Linked DNA regions of Homo sapiens: region 2 is linked to region 1. The links are chromatin contacts, found by Hi-C or POLR2A ChIA-PET in ENCODE. All regions are on one chromosome and are shown on one strand. Each heading gives the region's core, a stretch centred on a gene start or an enhancer-like site at or near the end of the contact. The rest is flanking DNA. Distances are from core to core; before and after follow the strand shown.

What was found. Hi-C counts contacts between places; a loop is a spot of excess contacts on that map. ChIA-PET counts read pairs that join two places held with the same protein, here RNA polymerase II (POLR2A).
Region 2: a map of gastrocnemius medialis shows a loop between it and region 1 (31-fold over the local background). The contact joins two enhancer-like sites. A Hi-C loop is called at or near these places in 1 of 168 maps with a recorded cell type or tissue (gastrocnemius medialis). POLR2A ChIA-PET finds 5 or more read pairs at or near these places in 1 of 52 experiments (MCF 10A).

What each region holds. Positions count from the first base shown.
Region 1 is chr13:27,129,110-27,132,864 of GRCh38, reverse strand. The region is part of intron 1 of USP12 (ubiquitin specific peptidase 12); the gene reads left to right. The region is part of intron 1 of USP12-AS1 (USP12 antisense RNA 1); the gene reads right to left. Among named protein-coding and RNA genes, the nearest start is that of USP12-AS1, 5.5 kb to the right of the region's middle. RefSeq lists a silencer at 1,645-1,694 and an enhancer at 1,725-1,794. Within about 2 kb of position 1,509, at least 12 of the 41 ENCODE cell types and tissues checked have a DNase peak (open chromatin) inside an H3K27ac peak, as active enhancers do.
Region 2 is chr13:33,262,588-33,266,203 of GRCh38, reverse strand. The region is part of intron 1 of STARD13 (StAR related lipid transfer domain containing 13); the gene reads left to right. Among named protein-coding and RNA genes, the nearest start is that of STARD13-AS, 13 kb to the left of the region's middle. Within about 2 kb of position 1,428, at least 9 of the 41 ENCODE cell types and tissues checked have a DNase peak (open chromatin) inside an H3K27ac peak, as active enhancers do.

The DNA.
Region 1 (3,755 bases), core at 260-2,759:
TTAGGATAAGGCTAGAGTCATGGTCTTGCCAGAAAGTGGGTGATCTTTTGTCTGAGGAGTGCGTGAGAGTGGAGAGAGCAGAGAAGAGCTCATACATAGCACTTTGGTTTTTACAGCAGACACAGGACAAGGACATTCCTATTCTGAGTACTGCTCTTCTTGTTAACGTGCCCACCAGCTCCTCACACACATAGAACTTGAAACCAACGATCTTTTAGGACAGCCAGACCTACGCAAATGCAGAGGAAACCCTCTTGAGATACTTACACTAACCATCTTTCATTCACAAAGCCGTACAGCCAACCAGGGATTTCCAGACACTTGAGGACAACCAAGAGATTGGAACATGGAAGAGTCTCCTTCGAGGGGCAGTAATTTAATGAGTGAGGGCTATATTTCTGTTCCTTTGCTTTTTCTTTTTCTTTTCTTTTTTTTTGCCTTCCTGTACTGCTTTTTATTGGAATGATATTTTATGTTTTGCTAGTAACCTATACATTTTTTAACATGTGTAACTAAAATTTTCTTGTTTGAAGTTACTAACATTTCTACTGGCCCCTCTCTACTTCATAAGCCAATCTCCTTTGCACACATTAGCTACCCTTCAAGTATCTACTCTTTCTAGTTAATTGCTTTTTGAATACACCAAAGATAAAGCATGGAAGATATAATTATAGAAGCTAATGTAAATGTTATAATCCCTGAATATATGAGTAAGTGGCTGGGAGGTGGAGGAAATGAGGGATAGCAGGAAAGGTGAATGTGCTTATTTCCTTTTGTTTCATAGCCCGGATTTCTTACGTGCTATATGAGAATTGGTAAATCTAGCTAAAGATTTAGATGTAGAACCAGTAGAAGCACTAGAACAATACTCTACCCAGTGACACGTAATAAAAATTAGGAGGTGGCCTGTGGAAGGAGAGTTGGGAGGTAGTGTGTGTGTCAATTTCTCTTCTTGCAAAAGCACAGAATTAAGAGCTGTTGACTGAGGCATGCAATATATTATTTAAAGTTATGATAATCATTATTAAGAACTAAAACCGTTAATGGGTATTGTCTCCAGGGAAATGAACCTTAAGAGAGGGAGTGGTGAATAATACTTTGAGTTTTACACCCTCTTTACAGTTTGAATTATTTTTAGATTGTGAACTTAGAGTACTTATAAAATAAAAGGTTTTATACAAAGCATATGAAAGGGATTTGGTGCTTGTTCTGATATTTTAACTGTCCATAGGAAGCTAACCTCAGACTTTTACATAGGTTAAAGAGTGGTCTCTTTTCCATTTACATAGTGGCTTTCAAAACCAAGTGTACTTGAACAAGGTACTTCACTCTACTGGGGCAAGTTTCCATCACGTTGCTCACTTTGGTAAAATGATTACTTAGAAAAATCCAAATGACTCATGTTTCTAGTCATACCTTTACATAATGCTTTACGTTTTACAGCACTTTCACATTCACTATTTGATTTCTGTAACCCCGAGGTAGGCAGAGTAGGTATTTTCCTGTATGATATGGTGAGGAAACTAAGACTGAGAAAGTGACTCACCCAGAGTCACGTGGTTTGAGAAGTGGTGGTGGAGCTCACTGCTCACCCTCTCACCAGGAGGGTTTCACACCTGTGCAGCCTTCTGGCCTGCTATGGCTAAAGTGTCTCTTACCAGTTCTTACCTTTCTTCTTTGTAATGTACCCACACTCAAGTTCCCATATTGACTGCTTCCTGCATTCTGAATTTGTATTCAAATTGTGTTTAACATATGTAAATCTGTGCTTATTTTAAAAAATGAATTTTACTGCATTTTGAAAATGCCACACATAAACTTTGAGTGTCATTCAGCTCTTGTTATTTCTATAGCTGCACAACACTATTCCTTCCTTACTTTCATGAACTGATCTTTTCATCCAGAATTTTTCTGACACCCTTGTTTTTAAGCGTCACGGCTTGCTGAAGCAAAGTGGTGGAATTTAAATGTTGTTGCCTTCAAGAATTAGCTAATCTTTTGGACTTGTGATACTTGTGTAATCTTTTTGGACTTGTGATTTGACCTCATTTGATCCCTGCAGAAATGGTTCTCATCCAGGAAATTTGAGATTTCAACAAGTGACTCACTGAAAAAACCACGTTAGTCGTGGGGAAGTAAGCGTGCTCAGCTCTTGTTTTGGGACCCCAGTGTGATACCGTTGATACGATTGATTTAATAATACCTTTGACTAGTCATTCCAGTGTCTGGAATTCCTCAGGGATGGTTTCTGTCAAATTCTTTTTTCCTGCAAATACACCATATTTTCCTTTTTTTTTTTTTTTGGCATGTTTTGTGATTTTTTTTGTGTGTGTGTGAGAACTGAACAGTTTGAATGTTGTAATGTGGTGACTCTGAAAATCAGATTCTCCACCTCCTCAGTGATTGCTTTTTTGAGGCTTGCAGTCATCCATTTGTATAATGACTTTTCTAAACCAGTTTTGCAAAGTCTGTATTCCTTGTTGTGTGTGGTCACTGAAGTTTCTGTCTTACTATCTCTGGACAGCTATGACTTGATAGAGATTTAGTATAATGTCTGGATCCCCATCCCCCTCAATAAAGGGAAAAAAACAAGAAAGGTTGCAGCCTAAGGGGACAGAAACAAAAGCAAGAATCTGTGCTGTTTCCCCAGGCTACTGCCAGAACTGAGCAAAATGCACAATCCTAAATTGTTGAGGGCAAGGTTCCCGCTGCCAGCCCTGTTACTAGGCAGCTGCTCTAGGAGGTGGTCCTGTGCCCGCCTCTGGGGATGCTGAGGAGTAGGGAATAGTAGCTGGTTTGCATGCTGTGCTCTCTTCTCCCTTCATCAACTACTGCCCTGGGTGTTTAATGTCTGATTAGGTTCTAAGGTTCAGAATAGTTGATTCTGATGTATTTTTCAGCTTAATGGTTTTGGTGGAAGGACTAACCCTGGGAGCTTTCTACTCTGCCATTTTTCATGTTGGTCACTCCACTCGTATGTTTTGGATGTGACCGTGCTTCATGCCAGTTGGCAGCCAGTTCTTTTCTACTTCCCCACCATTTATCAAAGAGTGGTGCTTTCTTGTTGTTGAAAAGACCGAAACTACATTAATGGAATAAAGTTCTTTGCAGCATTTCTCTAACATCCTTCACAAAAATTATGCATACATTTATTTTTATTTGCTATTATTATTATTAAGAGATAGGGTCTCACTCTGTCGCCCAGGTCATAGTTCACTGCAGCCTCGAACTCCTGGGCTTAATGATCCTCCTGCCTCAGCCTCCCGAACAGCTGGGACTACAGGCGTGCTCCACAACATCCTCTGTAGAGACAGAGTCTTGCTATGTTGCCCAGCCTTCTCTAGAACTCCGGGCCTTAAGCAGTCCTCCTGCTCTGACTTCCCAAAGTGCTGGTATTATGGGCATGAACCACTGCACCTGGCCTACGCATAGCTTTAGAGTGACACTGTCATTTTATGAGCTGTTGATGGTGTGGTTACTAAGAATGGTTTTTATTTTTGCAGAACTTAAAAGTTGTTTTCAGTTCTTCCACAGTTTTATAGCTGGAAAATGGTAAGAGAGAACCACATTTTATAGGTCAGGGGAATCGAGGTCTAGAAAACAGGACTGGCAGAGATGCTGCTTTGTTCTTTCCACTTAACTGTGGTTTAATATAATATTCCTGTTGTCTCAGTGACACGGAAAGAGCTACAGGTCACTTTCTTATTGTGGTAAGAATGAAGAACTCTTTCTAGATAGTTCACAATATGAGTACT
Region 2 (3,616 bases), core at 179-2,678, 6.1 Mb before region 1:
AAGTCACTTGTTCCAGTTAAACCCAAATAACTAGCGGAGCCAGGAGGTGAACCCAAGGCTGTCTATTGCTGTCTGTGTTCTGCCACAGCTCCAGGCTTCTCCTTAGAGTGGTTGTTGCTTCTGCTGCTGCTGCAGTTACAGTGACTACTCAGAAAAATACCATGAGGGATGAGGATCTTAACTATGGTGATAAAGAAATTATAAATACAAGAGATAGCTCCATAACTTTTCGGGATGGACAATGTTTACATGCCTTATAAAATTTTTATGTTTACAATTCCTAATGTATCTCTTCATGTTCTCTCCCCACTCCCCATGATAAGAACCCATTAATTTGAATTTATTACTGTACCTTCTGCTTGAGATTTTTATTCTACTTCAAGACACCTCTTCAGTGATTTGTGTCATCAGTAATTCTTACTCAGTAAAGTCTGGGTCACCTTACAACAGAAATTTCACTGGAATCATATACATTTTCTTCCTGCTTTTGGCATGACTAAAAATGTATTGAAAAGGGATAAATACAATAAACTACGAACATTAAATGAATTTAATATGAGTGGCAAGGAGATTTGAATTTTAAACTGCTAACATTATAGTTGCTTGAACTATTTCATATTTTATAATTCTTAGAGTAAAATTTGCCCAAATACAACATAATTTAGTGCCTGATTTTAGAAATGTGAATAAACCAAAACACTAGTTAAATTGGTACAAGTTGTCTGAAATAGCTGTAAACCCCAAGATTAATTTGTAAAGAAACTCAATAAACAAATGTCCCTATAGGACACCTGTTCATATTGTTTACACCAAATTCCTAAGTGGTCTGTCAGCATCTTAGCAAGAAGGAGATTTTCAAATGTGAACTCTTCCAGAAGTAAAGATGTTTAAATATTTAATGAAGTAGGAAATTGCACATATTTGCCTCAGGCAGCTGCCCCACTGATACTGAATAAAAAATACTCATAGAGTATTTTATAAGAGCTATTAATATAGAGTTTAACTTCTCCACCTGAATTGTAGTTCAGATTCTGAATCTCTAGCTGCAGGTTAAATCCAAATTAAATGAGATGAGTAAGGAAGCTTCAGGAAACAGAGTTTGTGTGCTTCAAGGAGGAAGAAGCCACCTCGGAGAACTGGCTTACTCTGAAAATGCGCAAATGATCCTGAATGATCTCTGTGCTCATTAGCACCCCTGCACACATTCTGCTATTCTCTCAGCACACTCTAGTCTCTTGACTCCTGTTTGGAAAGCAATGTTTCACTATTTCCCTCAAATCCAGGCCACTTTTATTTCTCTTCATCAAGACGGGTTGTCTCTAGGGGTCAAGATGGGCAGAGGTTATGTTGAGTCAGCAAAGACTCTCTGCTTGGCAGGTCATGGTCACACCCATTCCCGTAACTTCTCCCAGCATGCAAGAACTAGAGGCCACTGCCCAGCCTCTGAGTCAATGCCAGGTTGTTCTCTAGAATAGGCTGCTCCTGACCCAGTAACCAGCTCCGGAAGTTTCCAGGCTTCTCAAAGGAGCCTTCTTCTTTGAAGGCTCCCACTTAGTGTTCTTGTCCCGTATTTATATGTCAATGCAATTCTCTCTTTCCTGCTGATCAAGCCATTCTGTTCATGGGTGGCATGGAAGAGGTCATAACCTCTGCAACCCTTCTATGTGTCAAGAAAGACCTCTAGACTCTGCTGATGAAATACGTGACCCTAATTGCCTCTCCATGCCAATGGCAGACTCATTCCCTGGCTGTTTCTGACATTACCACCAGCTGAGCTAAACCAACAGGACCCAAGTTCCTCAGGGAGCACATTGTTTGGGCAATTAGTGGTTGAGCTCCATGGAAGTGTGATCCATGACTGTTGCTATGTAACAAACTGTCCCAAACTTAGTGGTATTAAACAACCATGTTATTATGCTCATGGATTCTGTGGGTCAGGAGTTTGGAAAAGACACGGTGGAAATGGCTTGTCTCTGTTCTTTGATGACTGTGACATAGGCTGGCAAGACCTGCGGGCTATGCCTGGCTCAGTGACTGGGCTCCAGGAACATCCGAAGCCTTGGGCACTTGCATGACTGGCAGTGGATGCTGCCTCTCGGTCAGGACCTCAGTGAGACTGGCAGCTGGTGCATCTACATGTGTCCATGTGGTTGCCCAGGCTTCCTTCTTCCCCACATGGAGACTGCATCCCAAGAGTGAGCAAGGCAAGGTGTGTGACTTTTTATGATCTAGTCTTGGAAGTTGCCTCTTCACTTTTTCTGTATTCTATTAGTCAACATAGCCATAAAGGTCTGCTCAGGTTCAAGAAGAGCAGACCCATTATTCAATCGGAGGAGTGTCAAATAATTTGTAGATTAAAAAAATATATGTTTGACACATTCAGTAATGCTGGGTTCCTGTCATTTTTTCTGGCATGTGGCTGGCACCTAACTGATTCATTTGACTGAATGCTCCAACTAGAATCATCACGCGATGTTCTTTTGTCCCCAACATGAAGAGAGTGCTCGGGTGACATTCCATGTATGCCAGCTGCATTGCACCAATTCTTTGGTTGTGACTGTGTGAATAGTTGCAGGCATCATTCTGTGCAGTTTCAAATACATTAGGCTCATTTAAGCCCCTACAAACCCCGTGAAACAGGAAAGAAGAACATACTCCCACTCCCTTCCCAAGATTAAAACAAAATCCAGAATCTCTAAGCAAGGCCAATTGGTACTCAATTTTATCCCAAACCTGGTTTTCCACCAAAAGTTCTCTCATTTCATTTGTAGCTGTTTACTTTGCTGCTCCTGAATCCTTGGGAGGTAGAATTAAAGTTTCTGGGTGATGTTTTATTAAACATTTAAAGGAGAGGGGGCTCCTTTACAGCAGAGGCTTGCAAGCAGGTACAATTTTGCCCTCCAGGGAACATTTGGTAATATCTGGAGATACTGTTGATGATCACAACTAGGGGGTGGGTGCTGCTGGCATCTAGTGGGCAGAGGCCAGTGATGCTGCTGAACTTCCTGTAATGTACAGGATGCTCCCCCACACCAAAGAATTATGTGGCCCAAAATAGTGCCACTGTTGAGAAACGCTACTTTACAGGGGGTTTTATAATCCTTCTAATAAAATGAGGAAACTGGGGTTCAGAGAAGCTGAGTGACTTGCTTAAGATTCTACGACTAGTAAGTGATGAGCCAGAATGTAGACTCTCATCTTGAGATCTTCGGTCTCATGTCTTTATTTCCTATGGTACTTGAGCTGGCCTTGCCACCTGCCTGTAGAGAGAGGACTTGGAGTGGGGAGTGGGTATTCTTGCTTTCCTGGAATTCTGGGCATCCACCACACCCATCTAATAAGCAGAAGTCACTGGGATGGACATTGTGCTCCTGCAGTTTTCTTTACTCATTAGGATCCAGGGGCAGGGCTTACATGAGCAGAGTGAAGATTTCGGTAAGGCCTGGGTGGGAACTGGACTCTAACCTCCCAGATCGAGACTTGTAAATAACAACTGAAAAACTAGAGTACAGGGTGTGTGTGTGTGTGTGTGTGTGTGTGTTGTGTGTGTGTGTGGGGGGGGGGGTTCTGGGTGTGGTGTGGGAGGGAAGTAAGATCTTATCCCACAACAATAAGC